2 separate regions of the Homo sapiens genome follow, and region 1 is linked to region 2. A link is a loop called in an ENCODE intact Hi-C map of the cell type or tissue named here. Cell type or tissue: OCI-LY7. All regions are shown on one strand. Each heading gives the region's core, and the rest is flanking DNA. Links, peaks and the distances in the headings are about the cores only.

Region 1 (12,728 bases), core at 2,243-10,242, 250 kb after region 2:
CTGTTCACTCACCAAGCTAGCCCCAAGGGGGCGCTCAAAGCCTTCCCTTCTTCCCCATTACTTTTCCTACAAAAGGGAACTCAAATTTAGATGTAGGACAAAATGAACTCTCATTGGCAACTGAACCATTTTGTAGCAAAGACTGGAAAACCCAATGCAGCGAGTGTCAAACTTCAGTGTGGATAAGAGTTACTCGAGGAGCTTGTTAAAATGCAAGACCACAGCAGGCCCAACAGATCAAATAAATCGGAAGGGAACCTGTTTTCCCACCCCAGGTGATTCGAATATATGTATTCTCATGATGCTCTAGTATGGGGCAGGAGGGTGGTAAAAATAATAACTAGCCTGGAGTAAATATTCTCTTCCTCTCTTCTTCTTGGGACCTTGAAATGAGTTTTGCTCTTCCTTTTTTCCTCTCTTCCATGTAGCCAGTGAGGTAAGCCATCCCTGGTGCTTCCTTGGACTGGGAGGTCCCAGCAGGACCAAGATGTTTCTACAAAAAGCACAGTGGAGAGGGCGGCTTGGGCTTGCTTTTAGTTTGTCGACATCAGAGGACACAAAGTGATGCCTGCCAGTCCACATCTGGCCCCCAGATTTGTTTTATTTGACCTGAACAGAATTGGCCCATCCAGTGCTTTAATAAAATTTGAATTTGTTTTCAACATTTAAAACTCAGGAGATTTCACATACAAACCCAGATTTCCTGCTTCTCTGGAACAATAAGAAGATGTGAAACCTGGCCCCGTGTTCCTATACGGCAAAGCTGCTTCCTTTAGATGGGTGTGGACTCTGGAATCTGCCACCATCCCCTTCATTCTTTATTGTTCTCCCCAAAGTCAGGTGTCGGTTGCTATTTATCATCATACATACACTCCTATTTTCCTTAAAGTTGAAGAAAACGAAGCATTTCTTTAGAAAATGAGGATATAACAAGAGGAGTAGTGTTTTTAAAAATAAATTTTCTTATACCAGACCCCTTTTCTCGTTTGCATTATGGGCCTGTCTTCTCTAGGCATTTAAGTTTGCTATTGCAGGTCTAGCTCTTAATCCAGAGGTGAAAAGTTGTCTTTATATTAAAGAATGATGTGGAATATCACAGCAGTAAAAAGGAGCAGAACTACTAATGCACACTAAAATTAATGAATTCCAAAAGTTAGGCTGAGCAAAAGAAGTCAGACACAAAAGCATAATACTATATAATTCCATTTAGATGAAAAATTCTAGAAAAGTTGAAACTAAGCTATAGTAACAGAAAGCAGAGCAGTTGTTTCCTAGGACAGAGGTTGGCTGCAAAGGGCATGAGAAAAAGTTTCTGGAATGATGGAAGTGCTCTATCACTTAATTGTAGTGGGACTTATATGCAGAGATATATATTTGTTAAATCTCATTGACGTGCATTGTATTTTATTTTATTATTTTTTTAGACAGAGTTTCTCTCCTGTTGCCCAGGCTGGAGTGCAATGGCCCGATTTCAGCTCACTGCAACCTCCACCTCCTGGGTTCAAGCGATTCTCCTGCCTCAGCCCCCCGAGTAGCTGGGATTACAGGCATGCACCACCACACCTGGCTAATTTTGTATTTTTAGTAGAGACAGGGTTTCTCCATGTTGGTCAGGCTGACCTCAGGTGATCCACCCACCTTGGCCTCCCAAAGTGCTGGGATTACAGGCGTAAGCCACCACGCCCAGCCTGATGTGCATTTTAAATAAATGTTTTTCTTGCATGCCTATTATACCTAATAAAGTTGATTCTTTTGTTACCTAATAGAATTGTCCAAGGAAAGAGATGGAATAAAGTGGGCCCTTGCCTAGGGCTCTTTTTTGCCTATCGCTGTCTGGAATTTACTATAGTAGGTGGGAGAATAGAATAGAATAGAATTTCAAGATTCACAGGCATTGTGACCAATATTTATGTCTCCTGGAGATGTAAATAACATTTGGCAGAAGGCAACAGACCCAGTTGAGAGTTCAGTTGGTAGAGGAGGCATGGATTGTGGCACAAGTTCCTCCAGAGACTTTAAACTGCTGGAAGACCTGCTCTTCAGCCTCCTTCCATGTGAAGAGAGCCTCCTGGAGGCCCTGGGAGAGGAGCTAGTAAGCTGCATGAGGCGCTGGCAGAAATGTGGGGGCTTTTCTTTTTTCCCTTCTTTCCTTCTTCCTGCTCCTTCTTTGATAAACTCACACTCCGGAACCTCAATCTGCAAAGGCATCTTTTATTCGTGGTGGGCGACATTCCTTGGTGAGAAAGCAAAATCTGGTCTGGGCGACCCTGGATATCCTCCTGGAGGACCAGGGCAGGCTCACCTCCAAATACACAGGGCTTTGGGGTGTAGGCTTTTGGCTTGGTTGTATCTGACATTGCAGGCAAATGCCCCATCTTTCCTCCTTTCTTGTGTTTCTTAGTCAGGATTGAGAAACTGACTTGCACTGTAAAAAATGCAAAGCAATAGAATTTTTATGGTTGACTTGGCCAACTTACAAGAACCTGACAGAGCTCTCAGTAAATTCAGAACTGAAGAACTCATTACGTGGGAGTATTAACAGATACTATGGGTACTCCACCCATATTCTCTTGCCCTTACCACTTCCTCATAAGCTGTTTGATTTCAACAGCAGCACCTGCATTTCTTTGCCTGAGGGTTTTCCAGTGAGGTTGTACCATTGTGCATTCCCACCAGCAATATCTGAGAGTTCCAGTTGCCTCTCATCATCAACAGCACTTGATATTATTGTCAGGTTCTTTTTTAAAGTTATTCTAGTAAGTGTAGCATTGTCTCATCATGGTTTTAACTTGCATTTCCGTAATGACTAATGATGTTGAGCACCTTCCATATGTTTATTGGCTACCAATATATCTCCTCTGGTGAAGTATCTGTTCAAAACTTTGCTATTTAAAAAAAAAAAACTTGGTCTTTTTTTGGTTGAGTTTTGATAGTTCTTCATATAGTCTGGCTTCAAGTTTGTTGTCAGAAGAGTGCTTTACAAATATTTTTTCTCTGTCTGTGGCTTATCTTTTCTTTTCTTTTTCTTTTTCTTTTTTTTTTCTTTTCTGTTTTTGAGACAGGGTCTCACTCTGTCGCCCAGGCTGAAGTACAGTGGCACAATCTCGGCTCACTGCAACCTCCACCTCCCAGGTTCAAATGATTCTCCTGCCTCAGCCTCCCGAGTAGCTGGGACTACAGGGACTACAGGCACATGCCACCACACTGAGCTAATTTTTGTATTTTTAGTAAAGACAGGGTTTTGCCATGTTGGCCAAGCTGGTCTCAAACTCCTGAGCTCAAGTGATGTGCCTGCCTCAGCCTCCCAAGGTGCTGGAATTACAGGTAGGAGCTACCATGCCTGGCCCGTCTTTTTGTAATGTCTTTCATAGAGCAAAAGTTTTGCATTTTGATGAAGTTCAACTTATTGATTGTTTTTCTTTTATGGCTGTGCTTTAGGTATCAGATCTGAAACTATTTCCCTAATCCAAGCTCACATTCAGAATCAACACCTGTTTCTGATTCATTTTGAGTTAATTTTTGTACATGGTGTGAGAAATGAATCAAAATTCATTTATTTGTCTAATTCTTCCAGTTATTTCTTGATAATATATTTCATATAAGGTCTTTTTCCAATATTACTCCACTTGTTTTTCCTTTCTTTGCGCCCCAGGCATAACCAATCTCGAGATTTTTGTGCATATCCTTCTGATGCAGCTTTTACACATTTGGGTATAAATATGTGTCAGCTGGGCATGGTGGTTCATGCCTGTAATCCCAGCACTTTGGGAGGCTGAGGCGGTTGGATCACAAGGTCAGGAGTTCAGGACCAGCCTGGCCAAGATGGTGAAACCCCGTCTCTACTAAAAATACAAAAATTAGCCAGGTGTGGTGGCAGGCGCCTGTAATCCCAGCTACTTGGGAGGCTGAGGCAGGAGAATCGCTTGAACCCGGGGGGCAGAGGTTGCAGTGAGCTGAGATCAGGCCACTGCACTCCAGCCTGGGTGACAGACTGAGACTCTGTCTCAAAAAAAAAAAAAAAAAAATTGTGTCACTAAATACATATAACATAGTATTTATTTTTACATGTTTTAAGCTCTATTCATCTTGATATGCATAGATCTAGTTTATTCCTTTTAACTGCCATATAATATTGCAATATATGAGTATACTACTTCCATCTCTTAATTGATGGACATTAAGGTAGAATCAATTTTTCAGGAGTACAAATGCTGCTACAATAACCATCCTTGTACACATTCCTTGTGCTCATGTAAGAGTTTGTCTAGGATACATAATGGAAATTCAGTGGCTAGGTAGTAGGATGTGTGTTTTTACTAAAATGGCTGAACCAACTGACAATCCCACAGCACAGTATGATTTACAGTCCCACAGCTTCACCAGATCACAAGACTCTGAAATTACTGCCAATACAATAGGTATGAAATAGATTTTTTTAGAAACTGGCATTCATCTGATTACTAGTGAGATCAAGCATCCTTTTAAATGTTTGTTGTTCATTTCTGAATTGGCCTTTTCTGTAAGTTTCTTTCTCACATAAGTTTTTAATTTTGATAGATATTTCTCAATATTTTCTATATAGAACTTTGTCTTGTTTAAGAAATACTTTTCTACTCTGAGCTCATAAAGAGATTTTCTTATTTTTTCCATATATAGTTTTTCAGTGGAGTAATTGCCCCTAAAATTGTCTACTGAGATAAACCTTCATACAGTGAAATACACAAACCTTAAGTACAGTTTCATCAGTTTTGACAAATATATACTTATGTAATCCACACCTCACTCAAAATACAGAACATTTCCATCACTGTAGAAATTTTCCTTGTACCCCTTCCCAGTAACCCCATTCTCTGAAGCCACAACTGTTCAGATATTTTTCTAACATATTTGCTTATTCCAGAAATTAATGTGTAGAATCATACAATATGTACTCTTTTGTGTCTGGTCCAGCTTTTTTCACTCAATGCAATAGTTTTGAGATGTATTCATATTGATGCGTGTATCAGTATTTTATTCTTTATTGCTAAATTGTTCCATTGTATAGATGTATTAGTTTGTCCTTCTGATGGACATCTGGGCTGATTCCAGTTTGGGACTGTTACGAAAAAATTTACTATGAACATTCCCATACAAGGTTTCTTGTGGACTTAGTTTTTCTCTTCCCTTAGATAAATATTTAGGGGTGAAATTGCTTGGTAGCCACTTGCATTTTAAGTTCACAGGTAATGGTCACTGGGCAAATGGCTTTGACTGATAGCACTTGGTGAATAAAAACCAAGAAGTTTTCCTCTTTTTTTTCTCTTCATTTTTCTCTGCCTATTCCTTCTCACACTCCCTCCCTTTCAAGGTCAACAGCTATAACAGCAATGTGATTCTTAATTATGAGACATTTATTGGAGTCTGGGAACACTACTTCAACTTGGAAAACACCGTTTTATAAGGCAACAGTTTTCAAAGTTTTGCAAAGGGAGTGAAACCTATTTTCTAAATGAAATCTTCTGAGGAGCCCCAATATAAAAAAATGCTTTTTAAATATGGGGCTACTTTAGTTTTGGGGGGATGCCACTCTGCTTGTAGCTACCATATCATCCTTGTTAAGCAATTCCTTAATTTCTATAGAACATATTTTGAAACACTTTGGTCTAAGGAGATTCATACTTATGCTGTGGCTAATTTTGTGTTGTTTAAATTTTATGGGTATGGGTTGTTATGATATTTTATGTGTTCAGTTGATACTGTGAACTTTTAGAAAAGTGATATGCATGAGAGACTTAAAATTGGAATTCTCTAACACTGGAGATTCTGAAAGAGCTACTTGTTTCTAATGGAAGGACCCCCTGGCTAGAGCTGTTCCAAGAAGAAAATTTGGTGTTTAAATGGAACTCCTCTGCCTTTTGTAAAACTTTTATTTTTCTATGATAAAGAGAAATGGAATCATTAATGACATGTATGTGTGGGTGTGTTACTGAGTTATCTTAATACTATAGCATCATACTCATGAATACAATGTATTGTTTCGCTATAAAATCTAATAAAGTAATTTTTTGTTATGCTTAATAGATGGGAAAGAGACTGGGGGGCCTCCTTTGTTTAGTGCATAATATGGCTTGAAGTCCATAATGTGACTTGAAGTGAGTCACATTCGAAAGCATATTTCAGATACATTAAAGCATCATTCACATATGGACTTGAGAGCCTGAGTTGTCCAAGCCGCTGGTGTCAGATAAACAAGGAGACCGATGGTACAGGTTAGAAAAAGCTGTTCTCTTCTGACATTCAGCTGATATTCCTTTGTGGGGTAGTAGCAACAAGGTCAACTCCGGTTGGTCTACAGTGCAGCTGGGTTAGTCCAGGAAAGATCAAAATAGAAGGGAACATTAGCCCCACATGCAAACCCCTAGGGAGCACTGAAAGTTTTATATCTTCCCTCACCACCTCACTATCCCCCCCTAGGGGTGGATATAGGTCAAGGACAAATTATAGGTGGATATAGGTCAAGGAAAAAATGGACACCAAGGATGAATTTAAGTCACTGTACTAGGGAACAGAGTTCTAGTGGAAGGAGAAAAGGGATTATAAATAAGATAGAAGTGAGGCAAACACACTCTTGGACCTCTTTGGGAGTGTTTTACCTTAGAACTCATAAAGATACATGAGTCCTTAAGCTCCTTTTTATGCTTGAAAAGATGTGCCCCACCTTTGAAACAGGGTCTGCCTTTGCTCCCACTTGGCTCCCATTCAGTTCAGCTTTTTGCCTTGGATTTGTCCTTTTCTGTTTGTCTTATTCCTTATTCCTGCTCTTTGGACTTGCTCACTTACCTTGATTTCCCTGACATTCCTCTACATTCTTCACGACTTAAGTTTGGGTTTACACTTCTGAGCCTCTCCTTTCCTTGTCAACTCAGGAAGCAACTTCAGTTCTAGTTTGTTCCCCTCTCCCTGACCTCAGACGCTGGCATGAATGCACCTGGATAAATGCCTCGCTTGGCTGACTCTTCTTGATTTAGACACCAATAGGGACTTCAAATTCCATGAATACTTGTAGCAAATTTTGAAAAATAAGCATTGTCTCTGTCCTTAAAGGATTACAATAAAATATCAAAATAAAAGATTGCGTGTGACATCAGCAAAATCATGTAAAGCAATTTCTTTTTCCTTTTTCATGAAACCCTGCTCTAGAACATGTAAAGCAATTCTTATTCAGGGTAAATCTAACCTGGTTTGCCAATCCTAGTGTTATCTGAATTCATTTATTGCCTTGGAGTCATAAGATAGCTAAAATTAATTAAATGCTTAAGTAAACTGGCATTGTGGTAGCATTTATTAGAAAAAAATTTGATCTGTAATTTCAACACATCAAAAAAAGAGTTATAGCTGTATAGCAGAAAGGATTCTTTGAAAACACTTTTAAGGAAAAGGTAATTCTCAAATTTAGATTTAAATCAGAAGAGAATGTGTATCAGCATTCAATTATTAATTTAATGAAATGACAAATATAATATTATTTGGGTTTTGTGGGGTTTTTGTTTTTGTTTTTGGTAGGAACAGGGTCTCACTATGTTGCCCAGGCTGATCTTGAACTCCTGGCCTCAAGTGATCTCACCTCGGCCTCCCAAAATGTTGGGATTACAGGCATGAGCCACCACACCCAGCAGATAATACTATTTGTGGTTATTATTGTGGGATCAAAAAATTTTATCAAATTCATCTAGCCCTTAGATGAATCTCTTAGCCCTTACAACAGACATTGATAATTACATGACACACTTGGTCAAAGTGAAGCTTGAACACAGGTTCTCCTCCTAAAACCAAGAAAATTAGAGCTACTAATATGGTCTGTGATGATTATTTACACAACTAGGTGCAATGAAATGAGAGAAAACCATTTGGAACTAAATTTACTGATTATTTTCGAGATGCCATCTAGCAAGGTATACTTCTCCTCCCCCTTTAGTTTCACCTAAATTAACATGCATTCTGAATTTTCGACAAAATGTCTTCTAATGATTTTCTGTAGGCCCAACTAAATAATGATAACTAACCCCAAATGTGTTATTTAAGGTGCAATATAGGCTGGGTGCAATGGCTCACACCTGTAATCCCAGCATTTTGGAAGGCCGAGATGGGCGGATCACTTAAGGCCAGGAGCTTGAGACCAGCCTGGCCAACATGGTGAAACCCTGTCTCCACTAAAGATGCAAAAATTAGCCTAGTATGGTGGCAGATGCCTGTAATCCCAGCCACATGGGTGGCTGAAGCACAAGAATCAAGTGAGGTGGGAGAATCACTTGAACCAGGAGACGGAGGTTGCAGTGAGCTTGAGATTGCACCACTGCACTCCAGCCTGGGCAACAGAGCACAGACCCTGTCTCAAAAGAAAAAAAATAAAAAAGATGCAATATATTTGCTCCCAGGATACTACTAGAAGATCAGAGAGTTGAATCATAGCCTTGTGTTTAGTTCCTGAAGTGTTTCAGGTCAAAAGAACTCTAGCAGCCTATCAACCCATTTTCAACTGGTTTGTACCAGGTTATCTCTGAAAAATCTCTTCTCTATTCAGTTCTTGTTCAAAAAGACTCCTAAATAATGATTCAAGCTCAGTTTGAGGAGGAACACCATGACCATCTGAACTGGTTTTCCATTCAAACTCTCATTTAATTTCATCTTCTCCCTCACATGCTGCAGGACCTTTATTAACTGACCAAATAGACTTAAATTGTTGAACAAACATGAGGTTTAAAGTATCATAAAAGATAAATCAAGTGCTAGAAACCAGAGCATTCAACAATTTTTGCAAGCACACATTAGAAAAAACAATACGTTTGCTTGTTTTTCTTTCCCATGTATTTTTTTTCACGAACTGTCTGTTTCACTGTTCATAGAAATTTGCTTATCAACTTTGATTCTAGTTAGAACAATTTATCTAAAATTTGACTAATCTTTTTACATCTGCAGTGTCAACCACCCCTATTTTTCTTACAATTCAAACATTATAAAAGATACTAGCATGTGTTATCTAATTTCCTGATCTTTCTCATTGTGACATCCTGTAATAATTGCAAAATCATCGCTAAATACCAATATGATGATGCCATTTATTGCTTTACAGTTTGTTAACTTGGTGGTACAAAAAACATTTCCAAAAAAATATATTTACATACAAAACTAAAGAGCAGTCACAGGAGTGTAGAATTTTAAAGTAAGACAAGACCTTACGAAGAGCATTGAGTCCAACATCTGCATTTTACAGATAAGTGAAATGAACAGAAAGTGTAAATGACTGGTTCAAGATCTTTCAACGGTCTTTAAAATATTCTTCATTGTATCCAAGAAAGTTACAGGAGCATCTCAACATAGCCCAGCTCACTCCTCAGTTTCAGTATCTCCCCATGCCTAAGATTTAATCTATCATTAGATCTTACTCATTTCACCTATTGATATCTCCCAAATCTGTCTCTTTTTTCCATTTTCAACATCACTGTTATATTTTAGGTCATCATTGGCTTCAAGATAACATCCACACTGCTTGCCTTGGTAAGAGCCTTTTCTGGGCGTAACCCTGTCAATCTCTCAACTTTTACGTCTTCACCTCCCTCTTTCATTCTATACCCCAGAAAATGATTAACTACTTACAGTTCTTTGAGTAGGCCATGCTCTTTCTCATTTTAGTTCCTTGTACTTGTTTTTTCAACATACAGTTGCATCATCATCTTCTTTCATCCATCTATCGTTTTGATCTTAGCTGAGCTATCTCTACCCTTCAACCTATTCTCATTTGAGGCCCTTTTTATGTATTCTCATGGCACCCATATTTTTCCCTCTTATGGTATTCAGGACAGTCTATTGTAATGATCAGGTAGCTTATCAGATCTACATTTAGACAAGGACAGATTGTATCTTGTGAGTTGTTATGCCTTCAGAATCTAACCTAACCAAAAAAAGTAGATATTCAATAAAGGATAATAGCAACCACTGCTCTCTAGCTGAAACTGGATCCCTTCCTTACACCTTATACAACAATTAATTCAAGATGGATTAAAGACTTAAACGTTAGACTTAAAACCATAAAAATCCTAGAAGAAAACCTAGGCATTACCATTCAGGACATAGGCATGGGCAAGGACTTCATGTCTAAAACACCAAAAGCAATGGCAACAAAAGCCAAAATTGACAAATGGGATCTCATTAAACTAAAGAGCTTCTGCACAGCAAAAGAAACTATCATCAGGGTGAACAGGCAACCTACAAAATGGGAGAAAATTTTCGCAACCTACTCATCTGACAAAGGGCTAATATCCAGAATCTACAATGAACTCAAACAAATTTACAAGGAACAAAAAACAACCCCATCAAAAAGTGGGCGAAGGACATGAACAGACACTTCTCAAAAGAAGACATTTATGCAGCCAAAAAACACATGAAAAAATGCTCACCATCACTGGCCATCAGAGAAATGCAAATCAAAACCACTATGAGATACCATCTCACACCAGTTAGAATGGCAATCATTAAAAAGTCAGGAAACAACAGGTGCTGGAGAGGATGTGGAGAAATAGGAACACTTTTACACTGTAGGTGGGACTGTAAACTAGTTCAACCTTGTAGAAGTCAGTGTGGCGATTCCTCAGGGATCTAGAACTAGAAATACCATTTGACCCAGCCATCCCATTACTGGGTATATACCCAAAGGATTATAAATCATGCTGCTATAAAGACACATGCACACGTATGTTTATTGCAGCACTATTCACAATAGCAAAGACTTGGAACTAAGCCAAATGTCCAACAATGATAGACTGGATTAAGAAAATATGGCACATATACACCATGGAATACTATGCAGCCATAAAAAATGATGAGTTCATGTCCTTTGTAGGGACATGAATGAAATTGGAAATCATCATTCTCAGTAAACTATCGCAAGAACAAAAAACCAAACACTGCATATTCTCACTCATAGGTGGGAATTGAACAATGAGAACACATGGACACAGGAAGGGGAACATCACACTCTGGGGCCTGTTGTGGGGTGGGGGTAGGGGGGAGGGATAGCTTTAGGAGATATGCCTAATGCTAAATGATGAGTTAATGGGTGCAGCACACCAGCATGGCACATGTATACATATGTAACTAACCTGCACATTGTGCACATGTACCCTAAAACTTAAACTATAATAATAATAAAATAAAAAAAAATAAAAAAGTAAAAGACAATGGGGTTCCCCAAAGGGAAGAGCTTATCTACAACATGGTTTAACATGCATAGGTTAGGGAGTGGGTGTGGAGGTTCCTGCAGCTCTGAGGGCTAACTGATGCAGATCATTAACCACTATCTCCAGTGTGTTTTGGGGGTATGTTTGGAAAGGGTGGAAATTTTCATTAAAAAGTAAAAAAAAAAAAAAAAAATAGCAACTACATCAATAATAATAGCTAATTTTTATTATTTATTTCCCGTGTTAGACACTGTGGGAAAATTGCTACCTGCATTATCAGTACTGCTTTCATGATGGTTAATTTTATGTGTATATTTGGCTAAGCCGTGGTGCCCAAATATTTGGTCAAACACATCTGAATGTTGCTGGAAGGTATTCTTTAGATGACATTAACATTCAAATCAGTAGACTTTGAGTAACAAACATGGGTTCACCTCTACAACGTGTGTTGGCCTCATCTACAGTTGAAGGCCTTAGGAAAAAGACTGATCTACCCCTAGGTAGAACTGCAACATCTGTTCTTCCATGAGTCTCCAGCCAGCTGGACTACCCTGTAGAGCTTGGACTTTTCCAGCCCCATGATCATGAGAGTCAATTCCCTAATATAAATCTCTCTCTGTCTCTCTCTGCCTCTCTCTATGTCCTCTCTCTCTCTCTTTTCATGTGTATATACACACACACTATATATATACATTCTTTCGATTCTCTAGAGAAATCTAAAACACACTTCAATAGCCCTATGATGAAGATAATATTATTGTTTTCATTTAGAAATGAGAAAACAGAGCCACAAATAGGTCAATAATTTAACTTTCCAAGGTCATTTATCTAGTGTGTGGAGAAACCAAGACTTGAATCAAAGTCTATTTGACCATAAAAGTAATGATCTTATCTACAGTAAGCTAGGAAAAAATGAATTATTAAATGAATGAATCAAACACTAAATGATACTGGCTAATTCTTCATGTCAACTTCATAAGTAGTTAAAAGTAATATTTCTAAATGCTGTAATGATTCACAATCTTCTATCCAAAATACATCTACAAAAAATCATCTAGTCACTCAATCTGTTGTTTTACTGATGAGAAAACTGAGGCACACTGTTGCTATCCAGTTAGTGAGTTTCTTGAGAGTTATAAAATCCAGGTCTCTTGAGGGTCAATACTAGAATCTTTCTATTCTAGTATTGAATAGAATCACGACCTCTTGCATAATAACATTTGGTCATCAACTCCAATTTTCTATGAGAAATCGATGATGTAAGCAAATGTTCCTGGAGCAGGATCCTGGGGCCACCATGCTGCTCAAATCCAGGGAGCACCATTTCTTCTCTTCTCTCCAAAAACTACCAAACCAGAGTTCTAATACATGAGAATTCCAACATAGCCAAGGCATCCCTCAAACCACAGTATGGTTTAACATCTGGGGCAAAATAATGTCATAAAAAGGAAGAAACTTCACAATACCAAATTAGACTCACTGAATTCTTCAGCCACAGTTGATAGCTTCCCTTGT
Region 2 (12,728 bases), core at 3,072-11,071:
AGGAGTTTGAAACCAGCCCGGGCAACATAGTGAAACCCTATCTCTACAGAAAAAAAAAAAAAAAAGTAATTGTAAAACATAGCCAGGCATGGTTGCACGTCTATGGTCCCAGCTACTTGGGAAGCTGAGGCAGGAGGATCACTTGAGCCCAGGAGGTTGAGGCTACAGTGAGCTATGATGGTACCACTGCACTGCTGCCTCAGTGACAGAGTGGGAACCCATCTCAAAAAAAAAAAAAAAGACAAGGACTAAAATTGCTCTATCAGTTTTAGAATCCTCTCAGTCTCCAGTGACAGAGAGCCTGACTGGCATGACAAAGACATCCCCAATTGTCTCATGTAACAGGAAATCTGGGAGAAAGCAGCCCAGATGCAGTGATAATCTAGTCTCAGGGATCCAACTAGCTTCTGTCCAATTTTCTTTTTTTGATAACTCAGGTTTGCAAACCGGCTGCTACTGCTCCGGGCATTGTATCATTGTAACAGTGTGCTACACTAGAAGAAAAGGGTGGGCAAAAAGCTTTCTCCTCAAAAAATAACTTTTATGCCTTTTTATCTGAGAAATTAAAAAGTCAGCTGGATATGGTTGCTCACACCTGTAATCCCAGCACTTTGGGATGCCAAGGCAAGGAGGTGCTCAGGAGTTTGAGACCAGCCTGGGTAACATGGCAAAAACCCCGTCTCTACTAAAAATACAAAAATTAGCCTGGTATGGTGGCACACATATGTAGTCTCAGCTACTCAGAAGGCTGAGGTGAGAGGATTCTTTAAGCCCGGGAGATGCAGGTTGCACAGTGAACTGAGATCACACCACTGCACTCCTGCCTGTGTGATAGAGTGAGACCCTGTCTCAAAATAATAATAAAAAAAAAAAGAAACAGAAAAAGAAGTCTTTCCCAGAAACTGCCAAGGGACTCAGCAGCCAGTGTCATGTAGCCACTTAGAGCTGCACAAAAGGCTGGCAAAAGGAAATGGGACTACTACAACTGGCCTAGACCTCCCTAAGCCATCCCCTAGGGCTGAAAAAGAGCCCTTATTCCCTAAGGTCAAGGGATCTCCACCCCTACCTCAACAAAATAGGGGAGACTTCATGAGAAAGAAGTGGGGGTAATGATAGGCTGTATGGGTCTCTGAGTCATAGCTCCCATGTGTCTAATGACTTTAATGGCCACCAGTAGCTCCTGATGGTCCATGAGATGCACATCACCCACCAGCCTTGACTGGCAGTGGCACCTGGAAGCACGGTGTTGGGAAGTGTCTACAAATGAAGCATTTGTAGGATCCAAGGAAGGAAGTGCTGTGCTTTATAGCAATGGCTGCAGTGCACATGGCATAGGGGACTCACAAGCAGCTGAGTGCTCTGTGTGACCATTCTTTTCTTTCTTTCCTCACAGAATAGTCCCCACCCTGTGACAGGTGAGCTTCAGTTCATCCTAGTCTAATGGCAATTCCTATTTTCTTCCCCAACAAAACTAGTCCCCACACCGTCTCTGCTTCTGCTGCTGGGTATCTGAATGTCATCTGCTCATATTGAGGAGGAAAGGATGAAGCCCCGGAGAGGCATCGGCAGGTGGAATCCCACATTCCTCCTGACATCTGATTGAAGCACAAGTAAAACAAGCCTAATGCTGTCCTCACCAAGTTCTAAAGATGACAAACTGTACTATATACACAACCCTTGAATCAGAACTTGAGATAAATCGATTTGGAAACTTTGTACCTGAAAAATTGTCTCAACCTAAGAGCACCAGTATGTCTGCATCATTTTTAGTATCTATTTTTACAAACCACTTTTCAGAGGCACTATAGCAATAAGTCTAAAGTGTTCCATTTCCAAATCTGAGCATTTTTATGCAAACTTTTCATCTTCCTGGGGCATACGAGTCCAAGAAAAGCATTTCATTTATTGAAAGGTCTGCATTGCAAAGCTTTGCCCTGCTAGAATGCAGGCTCTATGACAGTGGGACTTTTGCCTGGTCTGTTCATTCAGTATCCTCAGCACCTAAGCCACTGCCTTATCTAAAGCGTTCCATAACTACTTTTCAGATTAATGTCACAGGATGTCCATTCCTCCTGTGCTATGTGATGTGTCCTCTACCACTTTCCCCTTGAAAATTAAGGTCTTGATGGAGCATCCTTTGACATCAGTGGCATGCCCCAGATGAGAAACAGGGCTATGTAGAAGGCAGGCAGGTTGAGTCAAAGCCATCTATTCAGTGTTAGGTGAAAGACTCAGGAGACAGAGCATGCAGCACAGGCACTGGTTATAGGTCCATAGGAACAGCTTTCTTCATAAGGAGCCATGCTGTGCCAGGAAGTCACTTAATAACAGCAAACACTTATATAAGTGCCAGGCCCGGTTGAAAGTGCTTTATTTACATTACCTGGCTTAATCCTCACAACAAGTCTATCAGGGAGATGCTGTTACTGTCACATCCTTTAACAGATAAGAAAACCGAGGCACCAAGTTAAATCGGCTGCTTGACGACTATCACACACACAGCAGCAGAACCTAGTCTACAAAACTGTAGACACAGAACCTAGATTCCTGGCACCCTGGTTTAAGTATCTGTGTGCATGACGTCTTCATCACAAGGTGGCCACTTTGGCTTCCGGGACCTCAGCCTTCTCTTTGTCAAAGCCAGGAGAAAGCGGGGTAGGATGATCGATCAATGGCTTTCCAACCATCTCAGCTCTAGCACTGTTTTTCAAAATAAATCTTACATGACCGACCAAATTCATAAAAACACAAAAGAGGAAGGTGGTTTACCAGGGGTTTGGGATGGAAGGGTCGAACGGGGAGTGGTTATTCAAAGGGTATAGAGTTTGTTTTGCAAGTGGAATAGTTCTAGAGATCTGTTTCACAGCAATGTGAATATGCTTTACTGAACTGTACAACTAAAAGTGGTTAAGATGGTAAATTTTACCTTCTATGTTCTTTATCACAAGAAAAAGAAGAAATTTTACCTGGCAGCTCGATAAGAAAAACAGGGGCAGGGCTGCCTGATTTAGCGCAAGCAGGGGCCCAAGATCCTAGCCTCTTGGCTTTTCCCAGATCCTTTCACCACCTCCACAAGAGCAGCCCCTAAGGCGGTTCCTCAGAGTACACGTTTAAAACCACAACACAGGACAACCTCTAAATTCTTTTTATGGTGATTCCAAAGCCTCAGATCAGATCATGCCTTCAAAAATCTCAATCTCAAAAACCCGCGGGGCCCCTCCATGCATAGATCATTTATAACTCCCCATCATGGTTCTTGAGATCTTCCACAATGTGGCCCCAGCTTAAGTGACCCCCTGAATCCTCCACTCCAGTCACATCTGACTCCACTCTTCGGCTTACTGGGTCAGGCACTGGCACGCCAGACATCACGATGTCCAATTTCCTGCTCCCGTTGCCTGCTAAATCCCATTTCCCTAGACTCTCCTATTCCCCTGTACTCAGAAATTATCACAACTGTCTCTTGAGCCTCTGTTCATTGCCTGTCTCATCCTCATTTGTGAAACAAAGGTGGTGCACTCAACTGGTACCCCAGCTCCAAAGGCTCTTTTGATTCCTACCTTAGCTATGGGTGAGACTTGATCTTCATCTCACTGTCACTCTGACAAGCTGCCCAATTCCCCTACCCTCTGTCTGTCCTGAGGGTTTTACAAGTACCCGGGACTCTCGGATGGAAGAGTTGGTGGGGAACAGTTGGGAAGAGACTCAGGTACAGAGGAGCTGTTGGTGATACCTCCTGCCATGGTTCTGACCCCAAGGAACAGGGAGAAAGTGGATACTAGGGAAGACAACCTCAGCCATGATCAGCCTGTAGGAAGGAGCACCACAGAAGGTAAATGGGAACACAGAGTCTCATTTTGTTGCCCAGGCTGGAGTGCAATGGTGCAAACTCGGCTCACTGCAACCTGCCTCCCAGGTTCAAGCGATTCTCCTGCCTCAGCCTCCCAAGTAGCTGGGATTACAGGGCATCACCGCACTAATTTTTGTAATTTTAGTAGAGTTGGGGTTTCACCATGTTGCCCATGCGGGTCTCAAACTCCTGGCCTCAAGCAATCTGCCTGCCCCGGCTTTCCAAAGTGCTGGGATTACAGGCATGAGCCACTGTGCCCTGGCACACGTTTTTAAGAAATAATCCTGACTAAAGCACAGAACAATTCTTATCTTTGTCTGTGAAGCTCCTTGCATCTTCCTGGAGTCCTGCAGTGACTGATGTTTCCATCATGTGTTCGCTCCACCAGCAGCCACAGTTGCCTGCCACTCACTACAGCACCCCCATCGCATACTCTGACCCAGCCCACGTAGAGTTGGCCGGAAGAGGGTACAGAATAGGAAAATAAGGCATCTGAAAGGGAAATGCATGCTTCCTAGTTTAGATCTGCATCAACTCCTTTGCCCAATACAGGAAATTATTTGGCTACCCAAACACAGTAACCCATTTCTCTTTGTTTGGGAACATGGTGATTATATACACAGGAGAGGGAGTAAATAAGATAAAGGACATAATGTGAGCTAGATTTTTCATTTGGTGAGCAGAATGAAAATCATTTGAACATATCCCTATGGAAAAAATAATCAATTTTTCATAGACTTGCTATAGGTTTCATAAAATATATTGCACACATATTTTTAAAGTAAGAAAGTGGCTTTTTAATGATACTTAAAATATACAACATGGCAAGATTTAAAATGTGTTGGAGGCTTGAAGTTTGGTACTGCCTGCTAAAATATAGATGATATGGATAAGCCTGTCTTCTTGGGATAAATGTGAGAACTAGTTTATCTTATTATAAAGCTAATAGGAAGGAACTTGGTATTCAGGCAGTTGAGTAATTGGTATAAATCCTCCCAAGATAGTACATCCCCTAAACTTCTACCATTTAGCGGTTGCCTATTGGTCTGTGTGCATTAAATAACTACTCTTAACCCAGAGGCTAGCAAAATATTGTTCACGTAGAAAAAGTCAACCAAAAGCGGAGTAAGCATGGTCGCCACCAATAGAAGTATGAACACCACTCGTTCAACAGATACTTCCCAAGCAGTGCTCTAGGGCGAGAATATAGACACACAATCAAGGTGGTCTGGGTTTTCAATCCCTCTTCCAGGCAGACTAGCTCAGCTTTTATGAGCAACTGGCTCGATTTTCTACAGCGATGGGCAAGCTTTTCACAGGAACACATCTCCATTGAAAGTGAAAGTAGTGAAAGTCCATGCCCCATAGCTTTGTCCAGCCTCTTACAAGCATTTAACGCAGATCTACAGGGCACAGGTAAGAACATAGAGGACAAACGCAACTGGAGAAACAGACATCTTCAAAGCCACTGCTGGTGGGTCGTCAGGGCCCTCCCTGTCCACAGAGCACAGGCTGCCCATTTGTCACAGTTATAAAAATATCAAGGTTTTTTCTCCACTCTCTGCCAAATAGGGATGTGCCTGGCATGTAAATAGCACTTCGTATATATGAATGAATGGGTGGATTAAAGAGAGAGACAATAAAGATTTTTAAAATGTACTTGCAGCAGATCCAATAGATGAAGAGCCAAGTTTACCAGAAAAATCACTCAGGTTTGCTATTCTTTGTTACACAATAAGTTAAATACTATTTCACTCTTTTGTGTCTAGCACCTTGCTTCAAGGAGCTATGATGACATTAAACATCACTGACTTCAGAGAATTTAGAGTCTAGCTGAGAAGACAAGTAACATGCCAAACTTATGATACCAAAGGTCAAAGAATGAGGAGTTTGCAGAAGGAAAGGTCACTTCGGACCAAGTTGGCTGAGAGGACTTCTGGGAGCCTTAAGAAGGACTTTAACAAGGGCATGGAAATATGGTAGGCTTTGAGTTACTAAAGGGTCACAGGCGGCATTTCACAGAGGTAGAAAAACAGAAACTAAGAGAAGCAGAAATAAGCATAGAGTTGGCCCGATAGCAATGACAGACCGCACCTGTCCTAATCCAGAGCTGTAGGAAATAGAGCTCTTATAGGGTGGGACCTTCAAGTGGAAGAAAGGATAACAAGCTGCCTGTGAAGTTGATTTGTTACATCGGGGAGGCATTCTAGGATCTTGAGTATGAGCGACAGGGAGTTCCTTCAGCATGATGAGAATTCACTGTAGGATTCCTTTCAAAAGCATGCTCCCCCTGACATTGAGTTAATGATTTCATTTGCACTCAGCTTTTCAATATCCCATCTCAGTCGTTCCCAATTTATGGACCACAGAGTTATGGCAGAGGTCTCTGAAGTCATATAAGCACTGCCTAGAGAGCAAGGAAGAACTCGCTCCCATACAGTGCCACTATTTTGTTCCAATAGACGTAGATACTGTGTGAGACATAAAATGCAAATGCATTCAAAAGCAACAGTAACCTGAGTTGCCTCAGGCACAAGCCTATGGCTACATATGAAGTCACTTCATCAATAACCCAAATGTCACTGGCTCCAATCTTCCCTGCTGCTCAAGCAGGACCTCAGCCTCCAGTAAAATGCCCTCTCCGGCATCTCTAGGAGTTCCCAGGGATTTTGCACTCATCCCTGCAAACAATCCCGTCCTCACCAGACAGCCACTGGGTGGCGCTGTGTCTGCACGACTTCATCACACACTCCCAGACCTGGGACCCCAGCTTGGCTAAAGTTACAGGATGGTTTACTTGGCGTAATAGGCAGAAACTCCTCATTCCTCTTCTGAGCTATTACTCCCAAGTAATATTTGTGCTACAATATATTACTGAGGATTTTTTTTTTTTTTAGAAAAATAGCTCCCCCAGTTTTTACTTACAACCCCTCAGCCATAAATGAAAACGGTTTTTCAACATGAATCCAGTGGAGATGGGTCAGGAAGAAAAATACCAGGGACAGATCAATCCCATGCTATGCTCCCAATCGCCCCTCCCATAATCTGCTGTTAAAATTTGCATCCTCTTTCACCTAGCAAATTAAACTAAGTGAGCAAGGAAACAAAGTGTAGGAGGATTTTCACTGCAGATTATTTGCAAGAGTGAAAAACAAGAAACAACAGAAACATCTCCTGGTACAGAAATGGTTAAAATAACTCCAGAATATAGGCAGCTGTTAAGAACAATGAGGTTGGCTTGTAAATATTGCTACAGAAGATCTCTAAGATGCATTGTTAAATGGAACAAGCAAATCAGAAGACATTAGGTTTCGTGTGGCCCAATTTTTTTTTTTTTTTTTTTTTTTTTGAGACGCAGCCTCACTCTGTCACCCAGGCTGGACTGCAGTGGTGAAATCTCAGCTCCCTGCAACCTCCGCCTCCCAGGTTCCAGTGATTCTCCTGCCTCAGCCTCCCAAGTAGCTGGGATTACAGGCACGCACCACCATGCCCAGATAATTTGTGTATTTTTAGTAGAGACGGGGTTACCCCATGTTGACCAGGCTGGTCTCGAACTCCCGACCTCAGGTGATCTGCCCGCCTCGGGCTCCCAAAGTGCTGGGATTACAGGCATGAGCCACTGCACCTGGCCTAGTGTGGCCCCATTTTTAAAAATCGGTGAGGTAGATATACATAGCTACGTGTTCATGTCCAGAACAAAACCTACCGAAGTATTGACAACCTTTCTCCTTTCTTCCCCATCCCTAAAGAGAAGTGTTTCCTTACCACTTGGATCCCTCAAGAAGTGATTTGGGAGATAATAATAACAAGTGTTAGAGTCCTGGACTGGCCAGATGGTTTTACACGTAACAACATGAAAGAGGAGCTAGTGGATGAAGGGTAGCGTCTAGCTAGGAGGTAGAGAAAAAGAGGTACCTAAGAGCGTTTACAAGGAGAGGAAATGGAGATCTTGGAGCAACTGCCACAAGACTCGGCCCAGGGAAGAGAAAGCTGGGTAAAGTAGGGTTTAAGTAAATTTTGCTGTGTCATGCACCGTGTGATCCTTTCAGAGTCCGCAAGTAAATCTATAACAAAGATCTAGAACACCCACAGAGGTCTTGTGATCAGATTTGTGTTTCTTTTGCATGTTTCTGTGCTGCCCATTAAGTGAGAGCAAGAAGCCTAGCTTAACATTGCAAATGGATAAAAAATGCAAGGAAGGCTGGGCGTGGTGGCTCATGCCTGTAATCTCAGCACTTTGGGAGGCTGAGGTGGGTTGATCATCTGAGGTCAAGAGTTCAATATCAGCCTGACCAACATCGTGAATGAAACCCCATTCCTACTAAAAATACAAAATTTGCGGGGCATGGTGGTGCATGCCGCTGATCCCAGCTACTTAGGAGGCTGAGGCAGGAGAATCGCTTGAATCCGGACGGCAAAGGTTGCAGTGAGCCGAGATTGCGCCACTGCACTCCAGCCTGGGCGACAGAGAAAGACTCAGTCTCAAAACAAAACAAAACAAAAAAATGCAAGGAGGGCGGCCTAAGATACTGCCCAAGTGATCACACCTCTGCAAAATTAGGTATAGTGGGCTTTGCTACAATGAACATATATTGCATTTGTAATTTTAATAGGCACAGATTTTACTTACACTCAGGACCAGGAGTAGGGTGGGTGAGATAAATTTAACAAGACCCTCACTCTCAGGGTCTTGCCCACTCAGAGGAGGCATATGACCACCCCTGTAAGGAAGTGCCTCCTCAAATTTTGCACCCTGGCCACCCTGCTTGCTCCATGGTAGTCCTGGCCCTGCCTCCCCTCTTCTTGTGACCTATCACAGTCCTGGATCTCATTTAACTTCAATCTGGGACACCATCCCCTACACACATTATACACAGTACTTTGTCATTTCAAAAACACTTTCATACGCATATTTCACTGGCTATTCACAATAATCTCTGAGGATGACAAGACTGGTATTATAATTTCCATTCTACAGATGAAAGACCAGAAATCCCAAGGTCACACTGCTGGCAAGTGGCATCAAACTCAGCCCAGTTCAGCTGACTCCAATGCCTCTATCTCCTAGAGTTTTCTGATGCCAGGGACAAAACATAAAAAATAAAACTTATATTCTCTTATGTGTCTGAATGGGTGAATCTCTGAAGTGAAACAAGCCCAAAACCCAAATATTCACCTCTCCCATCAAATAAGGACCTGCATCTTCCCTCCCCACCCTCCCCTTGGAAACTATAGGATACAGAAGCCCACAGGTGATAAAGTTCTAGCCCCAACGGCTGCCTCACTAGGTAGGCTAGGTAGGCGCAGCCCCTCTGAATTTTTAATTAACTGCAGCCTTTCTAGGGGGCTTACTAAGCAGGGCCTGGCGGCTGAATGGCACCAGGTGTGAACCACAGGAACTCTTTGGGAGTTGGGGTGGGGCATCTGCCCAGGAGACATTAGTCTAAGAGAATCTCCTAGAGTCAGACAATCCCAGCAGGAACTCATGCAGCTAATTGCGGTCAGCATCTCTAGCTTTTCCCCTGGAATGACAGCAAAGAAATACTGTAGCAGCTAGCCCAGAGTCAGCCAGGTGGCCTGCTGCCCAGCAGTTTGCTTAGGGAGTTATCAGACCCTGAAGTACCCTGTGTCCATCCCGCTATGTTTTAGGGTATTAGCAAGATCCCAACATTGCATTTCATAAAAGTGAATATCCCTCCCCCTGCCCTCTGCAGAGTTTATTTTGGTTGTAAAAGAATACATGCTTATTCTCATAGATTTGGAAACTATTGAAAATTATATAGAAAATACTTAACCAAAAATACTACACAGAAATAATTGCTGTTAATTTATCAGTGTGTTATCGTCTATGTTTTGCTTTTCACTAAATAGGATTCACACTACATATTTCGGTTTTTAGTTTAGATTCATGGGGTACATGTGCAGGTTTGTTATGTGGGTATATTGCATGAGACTGAGGTTTGGGCTTCTAATGATCTTGTTGCCCAGGCAGTGAGCATAATACCAGCTGGTACTTTTTTAGAAACTGAAATTGAAATATTAAATCAGCAAAACACTCAATTTCCAATTTTTTTTTCTTAAAATCTAAATCATGCTTGGCAGAATTCATCCTGTTCTTGTTTACCTGATTCCCTAAAAAGAGTACAGATCCCTTTCCCTCTAGCCTGGTTCTTAGGTACACTATTTTTTATTGTATTTTATTTATTTAGTTATTAGACAAGCCTCTGCCTCCCTCTTCTGTTGAAAAGGGGAATAACTTGCAGCCAACACAAATTCTAAATTTGAGAAAACATTAAAACGAAACTCTATCCTGGGATGTTTATATAAGCTGTGCAAAGTGGCCGTAAAGAGGGTCTGGTATTACAGTACTATCCATATAACACTCAAATTAATACTTCCCAGAAAAAGTAAACTTTAAATCAGATAAGATCAGATCAGGATAAATTGTACACCCACCTGAGTAGCTGAACAAAATCAATGAAGTGATTCTTTGGTCACTGGACTAAGAGATTCAAGATTGATTTTTCCCCCTTTTAGTAAAATATGAAACTCCCTTGTAACTTGAAGTATTATTGGAGTCCTGTATCTTATGAGGATTTATGTGGCAAAGGCATAGCAATTTATCTAAAAACTTTCTTTCAACAGCTATACAGATGGCTGAATTTGCATGATCTCATCAGGCAGTGATTTCTAAAAGCATTAACCTCAGAAATAGGGGGGAAGAAAAGGTTTCCTGCTAAGTACCAGGGTTCTCAATCACAAAATTAAGTATTCCTTTGCAAACTCAGTTATATCCTAATCAGTTATGACCTCTTGCAATATTCAGTGGTCTGCAGGGAATTTTGAGTTTCTAAGGGGCTTTCTGCTGTCCTGGAAGCACTCTGTAATAAGATTGCTTTATAGGAAGTTTTTCTTTTTGACAGAGCTGCTTATGCACCGTGGAGTATTGTTGTAAAGACTTAGCCTGGCTCATCTTATCCATGAGTGGTTGCTGCCTTCGGATCATCTGATGTGTATACTGTGCTTCTCCTCTTACTGAGGGTTGCCAATATTAAGCACTGACCTTGTATTAGGCCCTCTGCATATATGTGCATGCTAACAATTAAACATCATTATCCTCATTTCTGAGGTAAATAAACCGAGGATTAAATGTAACTTACCTGAGATGGTGATCGTTCACAAGGCAGTGCTGAGAAGCAGACCCAGACAGTGAGAAGGAGAAGAGAAAAAAAAAAAAAAAAAAAAGTCTGTGCTCTTTTTAAAAGAGGAGTAGAGGAGCTCTACTCCTCTTTTAAAGGCTCTCCCTCACCTGGCAGGAAGGCACACCTGAGACCACTCCTTCCGTGGTGATGAGAATCACCTGCGAAGCTTGCTCAGCACAGCTTCCCACCCCCACCCCTCTCCCTCGCCCCAGAGATTCTGAATCAGTGGGTCTACACTGGGCCCAGAAATTGTCTTGTTAACAAATGATCCAGGTGATACTTATCATCAGGCAACTGTGGGAATGGTCTTAGACCACGAGTCACCAGCGTAAAGGGCTAGAGAGTATTTTTCTGTTGTCAGAGAGTTGAGTTCAGTACTCAACCTGGTAGTAGTGCCACACGAGCAGCCAGAGATCATTTGCAAATGAATAGGCATGATTGTTATCCAATATTTTACTTATAAAAACAGGTGGCTCCCAGGCGCAGTGGCTCACGCCTGTAATCCCAACACTTTGGGAGGCCGAGGCAGGCGGATCACGAGGTCAGGAGATTGAGACCATCCTGGCTAACATGGTGAAACTTCGTCTCTACTAAAAGTACAAAAATTAGCTGAGTGTGGTGGCACACGCCTGTAATCCCAGCTACTCAGGAGGCTGAGGCAGGAGAATCGCTTGAACCAGGGAGTCAGAGGCTGCAGTGAGCCGAGGTCACACTGCACACCAGCCTGGTGACAGAGTGAGGCAAGACTCCGTCTAAAAAAAAAAAAAAAAAAAAAACACCAGGTGGCTGGCTGTAGTTTGCTGACCCCTATCTTAGACCATTCATAATACCTTTTTAATACCATTTTTTTTTTGAGACAGAGTTTTGCTCTTGTTGCCCAGGCTGGAGTGCAGTGGTACAATCTCAGCTCACTGCAACCTTTGCCTCCCGGGTTCAAGCGATTCTCCTGTCTCAGCCTCCCAAGTAGCTGGGATTATAGGCGCCCGCAACCATGCCTGGCTAATTTTATATACATATATATATATATTTAGTAGAGGAGGGGTTTCACCACGTTAGCTGGGCTAGTTTCAAACTCCCGACTTCAGGTGATCTGTCCGCCTCGGCCTCCCAAAGTGCTAGGATTACAGGCATGAGCCACCACGCCCGGCCCATAATACCATTTTTAAAAAGCCTTTAATGCTCACTAGTGGTCAACTCACTAAGGTTGTGTCTTAACAGGCAACTGACTTACAAGGGCATCTTCCAAACGCCATGAAACATCACTCATGTTGAAGGATAAAGTCAGAGCTATATCTTCCCTCCCTCTTCAAGAAGCAGCACTTTTAATGTCAGATGGAGGTTGCTGATCTCCTCTGTCTACATAACTACAAGACACAGGGAGAAGACTTGGTAGGTCCAGCACAGACAGGTAAGCAAAGCTTGCAACTTGTCATATTGGTGAATGTGTTAGGCAGAATTCTAAGATGGCCTCCAAGATTGGCATATCCCGGTGTAGACACACTTCTTCAAATTATTTAACCACACTGATTTAGGTGCTACTCTGAAAGGATTTTACAGATGTAATTAAGGTCCCAAATCAGTTGACCTTAAGGTAGAGCAATTATCCTCATAGGCTTGATGGAATCAACGGAGCCCTTGAAACCTGAGTTAGGGGTCAGAGACAGGCCAGTCAGAGA

What was found. Peaks named below come from ENCODE experiments on the same cell type or tissue, not always from the same donor. Only the 100,000 strongest peaks of a DNase experiment are listed, where the experiment ranks them.
Region 1: a loop joins it to region 2, with 2.8 times the contacts of the local background. A loop is called at or near these places in 2 of 110 quality-filtered maps.

The regions. Positions count from the first base shown.
Region 1 is chr9:78,109,014-78,121,741 of GRCh38, reverse strand. No RefSeq gene overlaps it. Among named protein-coding and RNA genes, the nearest start is that of GNAQ, 84 kb to the right of the region's middle. In OCI-LY7, for the core only: CTCF peaks have their summits at 6,253 and 6,456; a DNase peak (open chromatin) is centred at 6,421.
Region 2 is chr9:78,363,659-78,376,386 of GRCh38, reverse strand. All of the region lies in intron 1 of LOC107987083 (a long non-coding RNA gene), which reads right to left. Among named protein-coding and RNA genes, the nearest start is that of PSAT1, 73 kb to the right of the region's middle. In OCI-LY7, for the core only: CTCF peaks have their summits at 6,358, 6,561 (motif pointing right), 9,890 and 10,091 (motif pointing left); a DNase peak (open chromatin) is centred at 6,586.